Linked DNA regions of Homo sapiens: region 1 is linked to region 2. Evidence: read pairs that join two places in POLR2A ChIA-PET (ENCODE). Cell type or tissue: Caco-2. All regions are shown on one strand. Each heading gives the region's core, and the rest is flanking DNA. Links, peaks and the distances in the headings are about the cores only. Region 1 overlaps FRY (FRY microtubule binding protein). Region 2 overlaps N4BP2L1 (NEDD4 binding protein 2 like 1).

Region 1 (8,269 bases), core at 2,332-6,331, 170 kb after region 2:
CCTCCTGCTCCATTTGCTTCCTGGGTACCTTGATCTCTGTCTTCAGCCCTCTTTTCTTCTCACTTCTTGTCTTCCTCATTACTTAACTCAGGAATCTGGAAGCCCTTCTTAACCCTTTCTTTCCCTCCCTCCTGGTAATCTGTTCCCTCCACGGCATTCCTGCTGGCACTGGCTCAGCGGCACCCTCTTGGGCCTTGCCTGGACTATCTCAATGGCCCCTTACTGGTGTCTTGGCTTGCAGCCCTTAAGTGCATCAGATCCAGCTAGAGTGATCTTCCTAGAACTCTTCAGACCAAGCCACTTCCCTGACTAAACTCCTTCACAGACTCCCTCTGGTGGACAGGGTGGAGTCCACACTCTTTGAGCATGGCCTGCAAGGGTCATCTCCCCCAGGCTGCTGCTGGAGTTCCCCAAACTTGGCAAGCCCTCTCAGCCTCTGTGCCTTTACTCATGCTATGCCCTCATCCTTGAATACATTTCCCCTCCTTATTGGCATGTCAAATTCCTACTCTTCATTTAAGACTCAGTTTTACCATCTTCGTTTCTCTGACAACCTCCAATCAGACTGTGTGCCGCTCCCATAAAAATATTAGAAACACAGATAAACAAATTTGATGAAAGTTGTTATTATTATTTTTTGCCTGGACTTTGCAGTCAAAGCACATGAAATAAAACATCTATTAAATTCTGCGCAAGGGAAGCCATGGTTTAAATGTGAAATAAGCTACTATTTGAGTTAAGATAAAAAGTATCAGACGTCGCCCGCAGGCCTAAGACAAAATGGACAGCCTCATTAAACAACAAAATGGGGCACACATTCGTAGAAAGGTGTCAACTGACCACCTGTCTCCTGTGAGTGAAGTGAGAAACTGTTAACTGACTGCCTACCCTATGTGGTGTAAGTATGATGCAGCAACGCCACTTGAAAAATGCTTGGAAGTCACTTTCAGCATCAAATAATTTCTGTAAGTAATTTGGTGAAGTAAAGATGGAAAGGAATGTCTAAAATTTATACGGTATATCTTCATCAATGAGCTTCCAGAGAGAACCTAGCATTTGCCCTTGAATCCTACAAGTTACAAAGTACATTCCAGAGAAGAAATAGACAAATACAATATAGAGAAAAGGATGTCTATGCTCTTGAGCTAGGCGCTCTCTACTTAACCCCATCGTGGCCCTGCACTACTCCCATGGCCTGGAGCCTCCCTGCTTTAGTCTGTGGTCATGTGTTTTAGATTAACTTCCAGGCTCTAGAAACTCGTCCTGGTGTGTTTGAGCTATCTTTCCATCTATCTATATTCCTATCTTCCTATTTATCACTGTTGGCCGGGTTGGAGTGCAGTGGTGTGATCACAGTTCACTGTAACCTCAACCTCCTGGGCTCAAGGGAAACTCTCTCCCCAGCCTCCTAAGTAGCTGGGACTATAGGTGTGCACCACCACACCTTGCTGATTTTTAAAATTTTTTTTATTTTTGTAGAGATGGGGTGTCACTTTGTTGCCCAGGCTGGTCTTGAACTCCTGGCCTCAAGCGATCCTCTTGCCTCAGCCTCCCAAAGTGCTGGGATTACAGGATAAGCCACTGCACCTGGCCTTGATATTTATTTTTATTTTCATTAAAATAAATTGTGTTTCTGGTCTTCTCAGAGTACGGCTTTAAGAATCAATCTGGGCTGGACGTGGTGGCTCATGCCTGTAATCCCAGCACTTTGGGAGGCCGAGGCGGTGGATCACGAGGTCAGGAGTTCGAGACCAGCCTGGCCAATATGGTGAAACCCTGTCTCTACTAAAAATACAAAAATTAGCCGGGCGTGGTGGCACACGCCTGTAGTCCCAGCTACTTGGGAGGTTGAGGCAGAAGGATCGCTTGAACCCGGGAGGTGGAGGTTGCAGTGAGCCGAGATTGTGCCACTGCACTCCAGCCTGGACAGAGCGAGACTCAGTTTTGAAAAAAAAAATCAATCTGTAGCTGTTTGGAGATGTCCAAGTATCCTGCCAGGGAGGCTGCCTGGTACAATAAAACAAAGACACTGGCTTTGGATCCAAATACCAGCTCCAGCCTTTACTAACTGAAATCTTGGAGCCAGTCTCTTGGTTTTAAAAATATACATAAAGACTGTTTATTATGGAAATATTAAAATATACACAGAAACCGAGAGACTAGTCTAATGAATCCCTTTGTACTATTCATCAACTATTCACATTTTGTCATCTTGTTTTATTTATCCCCTCAAACAAATGTTTTTTGTTTGTTTGTTGCAGTATTTTCAAGTATATTTCTGCAAGTTTCTTAACCACTCTTCAACTCTAAAGTGACAGTTTTAGCCTTTGAATAATCCTTCACATGTTGAAACACCGGGCCTAGAACCCGGCACATGTGAAAGTTCCTACAGTTCCTTGTCCCCTCTCCTTCTCTGAAACGGGATAAAAAAACCAAGACTCTGCCTCTGCCCTCCAAGTCAGGCGTGTGCTTTCAATACTCAGCCTGTGGCCCCAAGAGGCGGAAATGTGCCTTTTAAAGGCACCGGAGTGTGCCGGGGTCTTGTGCTCTCATTCTCTTCAGAATACTACTCAGGGTGTGGCCAACTCCCACTCTTAACTGCCCTGGCTGTGCCATGGATGTCAAGGAATGAATGAGTGGCCTGGCACCCAGATGGTTTTGTAGCCAAGCTACAGGAAAAGCCTCCATCTTTTTAGAACGACTGGTTGCTTAGTGAAGTTATCCAAGTACTCACTTGCACATATTTTTCAATTGTCTTCAGAACTTCCACATTGAACTGTTTGACAGGAACGACAGAAAGGTCCATGTAGCTGAGAAGACTGTAGATCACCTGGAGCAGGGGCTGCTGCACACTAGGGAGGCCCTTCTCCAGCAGCTGTGGGGGCAAAGTGCGGCTGGAGTCAGTCACACACCAGATCTCCGTATGGAAGGACCCGTGTTTTCCAACACATTTAGGATTGCACATTTCCTTTTTATTTTTTATTTTTTTAGGAGATGGGGTCTTGCTATGTTGCCCAGCCTAGTCTCGAACTCCTGGCCTCAAGAGATCCTCCTGCCTCAGCTCGAAAGTATCTGGGATTATAGGCAAGAGCTACCATGCCTGGCTTGATTGCACATTTCCTTAGGAGGGGAAATAAAATCCTAACTATGAAGAACTGAAGATATTATCAAAATAGACTATATCATGTGTGGAGGTGTAAATATGTAAGTATAAAATTCACATGAGGAAATATTTAAAAACACCTAAAAGGAAAGCATCAGACACCAATTATCAAAAATTACAAATTCAAACAAAAGATAAAATCTGTCAGTTATCAAACTGGCAAAGATTAGAAATTGATAATACTCAGTATTGATGGGGAGATAAAGAAATGAGTATTCTTACATATCAGTGGAAATGTAAATTGGATAGTTTGGCAAATAAGATCAAGAGCAATGAAGAGGTCCATAATCTTTTGACACAGTAATTATACTTTTAGGAATGTTTCTCAAACCAGAGATAGACATTAAGATTTATGTATAAGATTTCACCATAGCATTATTTATAATGGCAAAAAACATACACAAAACAAGAAAGCTTTGTAAGCAATTCAAGTATTGAACGCTAGGGAAATGGATATATAAGTTAACAGCAAACTGTATAATGAAACGTCATGCAGTTAATAGAATGACATTTTTAAAGGCAGTGGAGGATATCAGATAATATTAAGTGGGAAATGAAGGATACACAATTGTCTTTTTAATAGATGATGCCAATATTGACATGAATGTGTGTGTTACATAGAAATAACATTGGAAATAAATTTTAAAATGTTAGTATTGTTTCTCTACAATTCTGGGTAATTTTTCTTTTCTTTTTAAAAACTTTCCTGCAACTTCCAAATTTTGTTATGAATATATACTGCTTTTATAATCATAAAAAATCAATGATATTGACCAAAAGGAAAGCAAAATAAGGAAAACATATATGTGACAGACATCATGATAAAAGTTTACTGTTTAAGATAAAAAGTTGATAGAGATGATCCAACTAAATGTTGAAATTACACAATATTTACGGAGTGGTTAAAACATGAGGAAAGAGCAGGGCGCGGTGGCTCATGCCTGTAATCCCAGCACTTTGGGAGGCTGAGGTGGGTGGATCACCTGAGGTCAGGAGTACAAGACCAGCCTGACCAACATAGTGAAACCCAGTCTCTACTAAAAATACAAAAATTAGCTGGGCGTAGTGGTGGGTGCCTGTAATCCCAGCTACTCGGGAGGGTGAGGCAGGAGAACTGTGTGAACCCAGGAAGTGGAAGTTGCAGTGAGCCAACGTCATGTTGCTGCACTCCAGCCTAGGTGACAAGAGCAAGACTCTGTCTCAAAACAAAACAAAACAAAACAAAAAACATGAGTAAATAATTATGTAAATCTATAATGTGGAAAAATGAATATCTTTACTAGAAAGAAAATACATAAAATAGTTCAAAATTATTAATAAAAAGTGTTAAATTAAAAAATAAATGGAATGACAAAATTTAGTGGGGATACAGGAAAACAAGAATATTTATACACTGTTTATAGTATTACAAATGGGGGGATCTTTATGAAGACCAACTTCTCGAATATGTTGAAGAACTAAATAACATACCCACAATCCATGCCACAGGACTGAATAATTCGACTTCAGGAAATGTAGAGTCATTTGATATTATGTGATAAAAGGATTTTGATAAAATCTATTATTACTTGATCAAATTTCAAATATCATTTGATAAAGATCTACATAACAAGACCATTTGTAATGGAAAAAATTATGAACATTAGCAACAAAAGGGAGATGGTTAAGCAAACTGTGTTACCTTAACCTGATAGACTTCCAGAGTTATTTAAAACAGCACTCTGTGCGCTACCCCAACACATAGAAATATACACACACAGTTAATAATAAGTGAGCAAAGAAGGTTCCAGGGAATACCACAGTGACACAAAATTATATGTATGTGCATAGCCAAGACCTGAAAGAATGTGTAATTGAAACAGAAGTTAATATATATTATATACAGTGGGACCTTGGTTAAGTTCATAATAAATTTTTTGGTGACAATTTTGTGATAAGGGCTGAACAGAACAAATTAGATAACCAATTTTTTTATGGGTAGTAAAAAACACATAACATAAAATTTACCTTTTTAACCATTTTTTTAAAAAGTGTATCAATCTACTTTCCAGACTGCCAGAGTACACTGATACACTTTTTGGTTGTTACAGAAGTACTTAGCTTGGCTAATAAAATCTTCACAAATTCTTTCCACCTGTTTTCTCAAGTACATTCACATTATTATGCAACTATCACCACTATCTACCTCCAGAACTTGTTCATCATCCCAAACTGAAATTCTGTACCCACAAAATAATAATTCTCCACTACGAACTGCCCTGAGTTCCTGGTAACTACTATTCTACATTTTCTCTATAAATGTGCTTAATCTCTGTACCTCATATAAGCAGAATCTTGTCATATTTGTCCTTTTGTCCTCTGGCCTATTTCACTTAGCATAATGTCTTCAAGGTTCACCCACGTGGAAGCACACATCAGAATTTCTTCCTGAATAATACTCCCTTGTATATATATGCTACGTACAATTTGCATTTTTGAAACTTCTTATGGTTACTGAGCCAGACAAATGTTACCTCCTTGCTATCTACACTTCACCTTATTTTAAAGGAGGCAAGGTCTGCCTTTGCAAGCAGAACAAATCAGTTCTCTCAGTACTACTTCTGTGCTGAGGTGTGTGTGTGCTTGCTTAGTTAACTCTTGCAGGGACAGGTATGACCAGATGACTATTAAAACCAGCAAGGTGGTACTTATGAGAGGTTCCTTAAAATGTCAGAGATGTGGATGTGGAAATAGCAAGTGAATCCTGGGCTGCTGACAGTCTGAACACAGGTCACACATTACTGATCTGTATTGCAAGTCAAAATCCTGCACGATCAACTATAAATGTTGATGGATGGGGCATCTCTCCTCTGCTAGGTAGATGCTTTCAGGCTTGTGGAGCCTTTGAGAAAATGGCTGATTTTTAACCTATCTGGCATCTGGATTGATGATATAAATAAAAGAAAAACTAGGATAGATTGTCCTCATCTCTTCTGAAAGGTGCTAGTGATAGCTATGAATGCGTATCACAAAGGAAAAAGCAACACTGAAAATGCTAAAACAACGTAGCGATTACCAGTCATTTGCCTTATAGATTTCATGACCTTGTGTAATAAACTTGTTGGAGACTGAAGATGCTAAACGGAATACATTTCATCTCTTGCCCAACAATATTCTATGTATTTCTAGCACCAACGTACACAGAGGTCAGTGTAGGGTTTGTAATGAATATACTAGAAACACGTTGGTATGATGACAAAGTACCATTCCAGTTTTAAAAACAAACATAAAAGGCGAGAATAAAGTTTATTTCAGAATGTATGCTTTGATAATTAGATCAAACAACCATTAAACATATCAAGCCACAAGGTAACTCCTTAAATAAGATTTGAACACCCAGCGTAATTAGGATAAAAATTTCTGATCTGTGCCGTGTACTGACAGGTGTTACCATAATAAACAGAAGGAGTTTAAGCTTTGGAGGCAGCTATATCTAGGTTTAAAGGCTGACTCTGCTGCTTTAAACTTGTGAAAAATTATTTAACCTGGCTGAGCCTCAGATCTGTATGATATTATCTACATCACTGTGCTGTTGTGAGATTTTAAAATGATTCCATTAGCATGTATTATAATATTTAATAGGCACACACTATATGGAAGTTAAGAGTATACTGAGTGTATTATCAATTTTATGCAAATAATTTACCCTTGGAAGCTATAATAGATTTTATCCTTCATTTCAAAGCTTACCTCTGGCAGGGAATGGTGGCCCACGCCTGTAATCCTAGCACTCTGGGAGGCGAAGGCAGGAGGACTGCTTGAGCCCAAGAGTTGAGATCAGCCTGGGCAACATAATGAGACCCTGTCTCAAAAAACAAAAAAAAAAAGCTTACCTCTGCCAGGTAGGTAACCATATTCAAGGTAATGTCAGCATATGCTTCATGAAGGTATCGACAGACCACATTGACCCACGTGGCACAGTCCCTCGTGTAGCTGTGCGTTTTATAAAGAGTCATGACATGTGCAAGATTTGAAAGTTTGGGGTTCTTCTCTTCTAAACAAACCTTTTAAAATAAAAAAATCAATTAGGAATAAAATAGCCCAATGAATAGGAAGAAATGTTAGCAATTTTACTATAAGCTCTGGCCATCTGGAAAGTAGATTGATACACTTTTTGGTAATTACAGGAAATACTTAGCTTGGCTAATATAATTTTCACAAATTCTTCCCACCTGCATTCTCAAGAATGAAAGCAAGCAAGACAATTTGCATCAGCCACCCCTATATTTCCATTACTGTGATATTAGTTATTATTTCCAGTTTTTGAGAAAATCACTGCCATCTCTGGGCCTTGTAATTTGCCTGACACTAGGGCGTCCTGAAGGCCTCTATGGATCTGCCTGAGTGTGGAACTGTAACTCATACCTGAGCAATCCTTTCGGCTATATCCTTACAGAACTGATTGGGATTTTCAAAATGCTGAATCAGCTGAGGCAGGAGACACAAGACATTCAGTGGAAACCCTGGATTAGAGAAGATACAATGGAGATAGCTGAATATGGTATATTTTAGCTGTTAACAGTGGGAAGGCATGTTACAGATTTTTATACTGAGGTGATGCAAAAGCAGTTTTTTGAATCAGCTTAAACATGATCTAACACAAAATCTATGAAAAATGCACAACCACAATTGCACCAGTTACAAAGAAGACAGTAAAGTAGATCTGCGATTTTAAGATGCAGTGATTATCTTGCACTGGACTATTGTGAATAAGGATGGCTGGCCCAGATGTTTTTGGCGCAGATTGAACTGAGCCAAACTGAGTACTAGTTTGAAATTTTTATCAAAAAAACATATTTTAAGAAAAACTGGTGTGAGAGGACATAGGCCAACCAATTTAAGTCTTAGTCATGTAATTGAAAAGACTCTTTAAAATAAGGAATGGCTTAGTCCCTCTCTGTTAAGCGATAGCTTCATGAAATGAATTCTGGGTCACATGCCATGGCATTAAAAATCTGGTTTGTTGGCTGGGCATGGTGGCTCACACCTGTAATCCAAGGACTTTGAGAGTCTGAGGCGGGTGGATCACAAGGTCAAGATATCGAGACCATCCTGGCCGACATGGTG
Region 2 (8,269 bases), core at 2,132-6,131:
AATGCATGTGAACCCACTTTGAACTGAAACCTAAATTTAAAATATTAATGCCTGTGGGGAAAAGATTGTAGTTCAGTAATTCTCATCTAGCCTGTTGTCTTTCATACGAAGACAACAGAAAGGCTTTCTCAGATCTGCAAGAGCTCACAGAGTCTGTAATACCCATGTGCCCTGAGTGAATAGACCTGAGGTAAGGTTCTGGCAGCCCCACATGCAAACGGTAGAAACCCAAGCCAGTTTTTAAGCTCTTGAAGCCCTAGTTTCTTTATTTGTAAACCAAGTAAAAGTAAATGATTTACTTCATAAAATTGTTATAAAGGTTAAAGGGACAGAATATATGCCAAGCTCTTTGTTCACTGCTTAGTACTCTTTTAAAAAAATAATAGAATTTATTGGAACAACCAATCTTAGCCAACCATGAGAGGAATCACAAACAAGAAGAAAAGAAAGCCACTGCACCCCGCTAAAATTTAGACTTTTAGAGATTATTACAAACAAAATTAAAAAGCAATTGCTGTACATAATAAAAAATTGACATTCAATAAGAAAGATAAACCTCCTAATAAGGAGGCTTTATTCACCAAAGGACGTGAAAGTGCAGTTCACCAAAGAATATCTCTAAATGATCAGCACACACACACAAACTAATATTGCTGATAATTAAAGAAGTAGGGACAAACTAAATGCCTAACCATAGACCATTGGTTAAGCATTAAATTATTAGTTAAGCATTATGTTATGGCACATCCATAGGAATAAGTATGCCATATCATTAAAAATCATGTCATAGAAGAATATTTTATAAGGTGGGAAATAATTTGCTATGAAAAAATGCTTGGTTAGGCCGGGCACAGTGGCTCACGCCTGTAATCCCAGCACTTTGAGAGGCCTAGGCGGGTGGATCACCTGAGGTCTGGAGTTCAAGACCAGCCTGGCCAACATGGTGAAACCTCGTTGCTACTAAAAATACAAAAATTAGCTGGGCATGGTGGCACATGCCTGTAATCCCAACTACTCAGGAGGCTGAGGCAGGAGAATCGCTTGAACCCAGGAGCTGGAGGCTGGAGTGAGCTGAGATCGCGCCACTGCACTCCAGCCTGGGTGACAGAGTGAGACTCTGTCTCAAAAAAAAAAAAAAAAAAAAAAAGCTTGGTGCAAACTTGGTGTACTCTACATGATGTTCCTCTTCATGTAACAAGAGATAAAATGAAAAGAAATTATATATATATTTCCAGTCCTGGAAAGAAGACCAAAATGTTAATAATTATTTGTAGATGGGGGAATATAGGAACCTCACTCCTTTTTTGCACTTTTTTTGTTTTGTGATCAGAGAAATAGATGTAAAGATTGCTGAGGGAAATGTTGGAGAATTGGATCGGTACATGGGCTCACAGTTTTGTCCCCCATATTAGTTAATATTACAAAGGAAGCAAGATACCTTTCCAGTGGAGAGGTCTGGCTAACACCACCCTTTAGCCAAGTGATCGAACTTAGCATTGAATTTAGCATGGTGGGACAGACTGTCATTATGTGCAATCAGAAGTACACAAACATCACCTCTGTACTTTGCTTTTAAAAAACATTTAATCTGGGTTTAATCACTAGGAAACAACCACACAAACCCAGAATGCAGAACATTCTCATACCAACTAGAGAAACCAAAACAGCATGAGGACAGTTCTAGATTCAAAGACGTTAACCAGACATAATAACCAAGTGCAGTACTTGAAGCTTATGAAAAATATTCTTGAGACCATTGGGGAATTTTTAAAAATTTAAATTTAAAAACCTAACATTAGGCCAGGAGAGGTGGCTCATGCCTGTAATCCCAGCATTTTGGGAGGCCGAGGCAGGTGGATCACCTGAGGTCAGGAATTGGAGACCAGCCTGACCAACGTGGCAAAACCCCATCTCTACTAAAAATACAAAAAAATTAGCTGGGCATGGTGGTGGGCGCCTATAATCCCAGCTTCTTGGGAGGCTGAGGCAAGAGAATTGATTGAACCCGGGAGGTGGAGGTTGCAGTGAGCCGAGATCGTGCCACTGCACTCCAGCCTGGGCGACAGAGTGGGACTCCATCTCTAAATAAACACATAAGTACATAAATGCATAAAAATAAAATAAAATAAAAACCTAACATTAGCTCTTATGAATTAATCACTCTTTCAGGCTCTTTCAGGATGACAGGCCCTGCGGAGTGAGAGCCAGCCCCACCAGATGTGTGAAGGACCTTGCTTAGGGCACTCTGCCTTAATTTTTTAGATGCAATAATGGTATTGTGGTTATGCAGGGAATTGTTCTTATTCTTAAGAGATACTTGATAAAGAATTTAGGAATAAAGTATCGCGATGTATGGAGTTTATCTTTTTTTTTTTTTTTTTTGAGACAGTTGAGACAGAGTTTCGCTCTGTCACCTAGGCTGGAGCTGGAGTGTAGTGGCACGGTCTTGGCTCACTGCAATTTCTGCCTCCTGGGTTCAAGTGATTCTCATGCCTCAGCCTCCTGAGTAGCTGGGATTAAAGGTGTGCACCACCAGTCTGGCTAATGTTTGTTATTTTTAGTAGAGACGGGATTTTGCCGTGTTGGCCAGGCTGGTCTCAAACTCCTGACCTCAAGTGATCCGCCCGTCTTGGCCTCCCAAAGTGCTGGGATTACAAATGTGAGCCACCGCGCCCGGCCTGCAATTTACTTTCATATTGTTCTCCAAAAATATATATAGGAGAGACATAAACTAAGGCAAAATGTGAACATCTGGTGACCATAGATGAAGGGTAAGCAGCGTTCAATATACTGTTTTTCAACTCATTTCCATAGGTTTGTGTATTTTCTAATTAAAAGGTTGTGGCGGGAGAAGTTCAGGTGGAAATAAAAAGGAGAGGGCAAACTATAGGATAAATGAGACTTAAGGGACATGGCAACCAAATACAATGTGGGGATCTTGTTTGGTCCCTGTTGCACGCACACCAACTGGAGGAAAACACTGATGAGACAAGCAGGGAGACTAAACACTGATGGAGTGACTGATGCAATGAAATAGGAAGGACATGAGAGAAGACTGGCCATATGTTGATAACTGGTCATGTGTATATGAGGATCGAGTATATTATTCCATCTACTTTTGCATGCTTGAAAATTTCCCTAGTAAAAAACTGGGCGTCAAGTTAAAATTACATGCAATGTCTGACTTTCTCAGTGAGTGACTGACTGGCTGAAGAGATATCTAAATATATCTCTATGGTTCTCTATTATTAAATAAAGAATTACACAAAAGAATAAGTTGTGAAATCAAGATTAGCCCCTGAGTTTCTCTTATAATAGTGATTTTAAATGAATTTGAGCGGGGGTTGTGGGAGGTGAAGGTTATATGGAATTAATTATCTTTCTATTTTTTCCCTTTTATTTTCATTCTCTCAATTTCCCTAATGCATGAGGCTCCTGACCACCATAAAGATAGAACTGGGGCTTAACCCTCATCACTTCTGAAGCTGATGGAATGGTATTTATTGCTTCCACTTAAGTTTGAGAATCTCAAGATTGTCTATTTAATCAGTTCTTTATTTAGCTAGTAGAGTTTTTATTGTCCTGCCTATTCAACATGCTACTATGGCTGCTAGTGCTAATTTAACATTTAGGTGGAGATAAAACAAGTTTTGAAGTCATTCAGGAAGATCATACAGGCCAAAAAAAAAAAAAAAAAAATCCTTGGCCTTAAAGGTGAAAAACACCCTTAGTTTTGTCTGCCTGTTTGTTAGGAAGAGTATGGAGGCCACAGTCAGATGTGTCTCAGGAAATGATGGATGGTGTTCTTGCCCCATAGTGATCCTGAGCCATTTAGCTTTTACTCTAAGGTAAAATTTTGTGATTAAAAGGGCAGTAGTGTTATGTGCTGTTTTTGTTTTCTAGAAGGAAATAGGATTCAAATAAAACAAAACAAACAGTGAATTGGATACTCATGCCTTAAAGTCTTTTTAAAGGAAATATTATAAAGTATTAACTTCCAATCAATAATATAAACCACAAAGAGGAAAACAAGAGCAGATAAGGGTATGTATATGAAAAGAAAAATTCAAGTCTGAAAATGTTCAAAAACCAAAACAAAACTTGTAAGTAGCAGACTTAATAGGAGAACAAATGAAACCAGATTTAGAAGGGATATCAAATCGGGACCTGAAAGAAAAAAAAAATCTTGGATTCAGTTACCATGGTTGCTTAACTTAGTGTACAGAGGATAAGGGAAATACATTATACACTATTATTTAATCTCTGAACACAACTTTCATTATTTAAATAATATTGATGAAAATAACTTTAAAACTGTACAGTGTTCACAAATATAAAATATACATACCTGAAAATGCATCAGTGCTACCCTTAGATTTTTGTCCTGTCTGTATAATTGTTTGCATCAGAGGTTAAGGTTTGGACTTTCGATGTGCGTATCTTTAAAGAAGTCGAATAACAGACATTCATACGGAAACTATGAGCACTGGTTCATCAAGTCTTCTTTATACTTATCCCTTCCTTCGTGTCACTGGCTTTATCTGTACTAGATTTAAAGTGGCCACATTTTCTTTGCTCTTCCTTCCATCAAGAAGTCTACTTTCCTCGCCCTTCAATGTGGGCCAGCAAAGTGACTCGCTTTGACCAAAAGAATGTGCTGGAGCGCTGGTGAGCAGCTTCTTGTCTTGTTCTCTTTAAATACCGCGGTCTGTGAAGAGACCTGGGTGAGGCTCTTTCAGAAGGATGACAGGCCCTGCGGAGTGAGAGCCAGCACCACCAGACGTGTGAAGGACCCTGCTTAGGGCACTCCGCCCAGCCCCACGTAGTCAGGTGACGCAGCTGCCGCAGGGACCCCGGGCAAGGCCCGCAGATCGGCCCACCTGAGCCCAGCCCAAATTGCCAACACAAAAGAAGTTCATTCCCGCGCCCACACAATAGACTTCCCAGCGTCTGAGAACTATCCACCTTATCCCTTTTATTTTCTATTCTGCCTGAAACACTCCGCATGTCTCCGATGATCTTTGCTCCTCTGACATGGTTTCTGGACCTTGTATGTATTTGATCACTCTTCTCTGGACACGTTCAAGCTGGCCAAATTTCTCTTTAAATTGTGTGGCAGTCAGATTTGAAAACAGTGTTTCAAAGATGATTTGCGTCTTTTAACCCTTAGAGTCTTTCTGCTTTTCCCTGCAGCCCCTTCTCCCCTACAAGCCCTCCAGCACTCGCTTCCTCCTCTCTTTCCTGCCCGTGTGCTCAGCCCCTCCCCCAAGAGGCAGCAGTTTTCTCATCCCTCAGGGACCAAGTCAAACTTGCATCACTCCTTTGCATCACTTTCCCCGGCTCCTGACCCTTTCTCTCAGCGCTTTGCTGGGCCAGCTTTTTCCTCTGTGCGCTGCGCTGGCTGTGCCAGGTCTGACTCCTTTGGCTGGGCCATGAATTCCTTGAAAGCAGCTACTTTCTTTCTGTACCTTAACGCTTCACCTGGCATTTGGCACATGTTAAGTGCTCAATAAATGTTTAATGGGTTGGATAATTAACTAATATTCTTTCGGTATTAAAGTGTATTATCTACTGGCCCGCATTTCCCCGCAAAGCTACCAAGGGAGACTGTCAGATTCCTGTTTAAACAAACATAGTATGTCCACTGAATTTCCTGGTTTGCCACTGTTTAGTTCATTAAAAAAGAAAATGCATTTGGTTTGGAATTTCAGTGATCTATGCTGCCTTCTTTTTAAATGCTATCAAGCTTCTGAAGAATTTTGACAGATATTTAGTTACCATTTCTGGAATGTATATTCACTCGTTTTTGAAAATGGAAGCATTTTACTTTAGTTTTGTCTTTCATCTCCCTCTTAATTCACCGCAGTATCTCAAGGACTACTTGACATGCGCGCTCCGATGTGTTTATTACTGTGGCGTAGAAACAGTCTGGGTTGGTCAATTTGGCCTCATTGTTATTATAACACCATTTTACTTTTGTAAAGTGCCTTACTGGGTACAAAATGTTTTTTCATACTGGCCTCATTTCAGTCTGATTAGAAGCTCTGTTTAATAGGTAGGGATAATTATCTGTGTTTTACAGTTGAGAAAACAAAAGCTCCCAAGCCTGTGGGGGCACCTGAAGTGCTTACTCATCTGTGGCCCCAAGGCCTCATGTTTGTTCTGTTCTTCCTGGATTAAAGATCTTTCTGCTCCATGGAGAAGACCAACAGCAAAAAAGACATTGAATAGCTTTGCTTTCTCTTTGCATTTCCTGCCCTTGTCATTCTCCAACCTTTTTTCCTCCGATTTTTAAATATCTTCTTATTCTGAGCATGGCCATGTGACCATATTTTCTGTTTGTTGGCTGGGTTTGTTTGTCCTCAGTTTTTACAGATGCGGAAAGGAAGCTCAGACACGTCTCCAGTTCTTGCGGAGCATGACATCCACCTTCTGCCAAAAGATAGTACGAGCAAGGATTCAAGTGGAAACATCTTCTCTTTGAAGTTCTTTTGTGCAGAACTGAATAAGCGTATTCATTTTGTTTTGGTTTTGCTTTAAAGGGGAGCTCCATGGTGGTGTTTCTTTTTGCTGTGATATTTCCTACTTAGAGTGGTGGAGGGTAGGAAGGTAGGGGACAGTGGCTCTGTCGCTTTCCTTCTCCTGTTGTGCTTTTCTCCCATTTGGCTCGGGTCATCATTAAAACATAAATATGTTACCTGATAAAGTAGAGCACGTGCATCACTTCCCCACATTTCTCACTAGAATTAGTTTCTCAGATGGGTCCTTACAGAGAACAGAGCTCCAAGGAAATGGGCCAGCTCAGAGTTTAGGGGGCCGAGGGAAGGGCTGCAGCATGGGGGTCTGGCACCCATGGGCAGGTCTTGGGCAGGGGCACTGGTGCCTCGGAGAGGAATGGGCACCGGGATTGGTGCCCAGGAAGAAAGACAGTCACCAGGCCTGCGACTTAGCTTCAGTTTCTTCTTGAGTCAGTTCTTGCCGCTACAGAAGGCAGCGGCAGTGACTGTGCCTCTTAGTTTCAAGGACTGGCAACACACACTGCTGCCTCTCAGCCCTCTCCCATCTCCTGCTAAGGAGTGATGCCTTCTAGACATAATAAACATCTCTCTTTTGAAACTGCATTTTAACAACTCCAAACCTGGTGGTCTCAGAATTATAAACTGCTAAATGTTAGAGATGGAAGGAGATTATTTCTACTGAGACTATACATATATTTAAAACATCTCTCTCTCTCATTTCTCCACTTTCCAGACAATTGCAGCATGACTTTCCCAGGGCCCTGATTTTCAGCACGGATGATTTTTTCTTCAGGGAAGATGGTGCCTATGAGTTCAATCCTGACTTCCTGGAGGAAGCTCATGAATGGAACCAAAAAAGAGGTGACAAATTCCTTCCCAAACTCCTGGGAAACCCTGATGTGCACATAGATTGTAGCTGCTGCAGAATGAATAAATTTTATGGAAGGAGTTTAACCGAAAGTTCTGCCAATTTTTCCCCCAAAACAGAACACCAGAGCATAACCTCCTTAGATTCCAGAGAAAGAAAATTATTGATTGATAGTGGGCTCTGAAGTTGTGTGATGAGGAGATGAGGGCATCCTGTAATAAAAATGACGAATAGAGATTACGCTCACCTTCCCTCTGATTGTTGCATGTTGTTCACTGTTATGTAACATTGTGTTGCAGCAAGAAAAGCAATGAGGAATGGCATATCCCCCATTATTATTGATAATACCAACCTCCACGCCTGGGAAATGAAGCCCTATGCAGTCATGGTAGGAAGAAGTATCATTCTGAATTTTCAGTTATGGACATTTTGTGAGAAAGTTGAAGCATCTGTTCTTTCCTCTTTTTCTGATGTTCCATGATTTCATATTTGCTAACAGTGGTTCTCCCAGGGAGAAGGTAACGAGGTTTTATTTTAGTGTTTCTCTGCTGTTCAATGGCTGAAGTTTGCTGAGATGCTAATCTCACTTGAGGATACAATTTAAAAATAGTCCTTGGCAAATGGTCTTTGGTGTGAATCCTTGATAACTTTTCTGTCTTAATTACTTTCCTACGGCAAGGCATACAGAGAAGCACCCACCGAAATGTTCAGATCAATACTAATACTGAATTAGATGGCGCTCGTAGTGGAGCTACAGGTCACAACAGGACGGTTCTGCCTCTGGTGAGCCGGGAATTTCCACACTGTGTGCTGTTGCTCCCTGGGAGTTCCAGGGCAACAGAATATTTTAGTCTAAAGACAGATTTAGGGCCAGGTGTGGTGG

The links. ChIA-PET counts read pairs that join two places held together with the same protein. Peaks named below come from ENCODE experiments on the same cell type or tissue, not always from the same donor. Only the 100,000 strongest peaks of a DNase experiment are listed, where the experiment ranks them.
Region 1: POLR2A ChIA-PET joins it to region 2 with 5 read pairs; 2 of 35 experiments call an interaction of 5 or more read pairs at or near these places.

What each region holds. Positions count from the first base shown.
Region 1 is chr13:32,238,648-32,246,916 of GRCh38, reverse strand. It overlaps FRY (FRY microtubule binding protein), which reads right to left. Exons shown (of 61, transcript NM_023037.3): 45 at 7,568-7,665; 46 at 7,036-7,206; 47 at 2,735-2,875. Among named protein-coding and RNA genes, the nearest start is that of ZAR1L, 73 kb to the left of the region's middle. In Caco-2, for the core only: no CTCF peak of the experiment used is centred there; a DNase peak (open chromatin) is centred at 4,106.
Region 2 is chr13:32,406,755-32,415,023 of GRCh38, reverse strand. N4BP2L1 (NEDD4 binding protein 2 like 1) reads left to right here. Exons shown (of 5, transcript NM_052818.3): 2 at 7,252-7,379; 3 at 7,686-7,774. Among named protein-coding and RNA genes, the nearest start is that of N4BP2L1, 17 kb to the left of the region's middle. RefSeq lists an enhancer at 6,842-7,121. In Caco-2, for the core only: no CTCF peak of the experiment used is centred there; no DNase peak of the experiment used is centred there.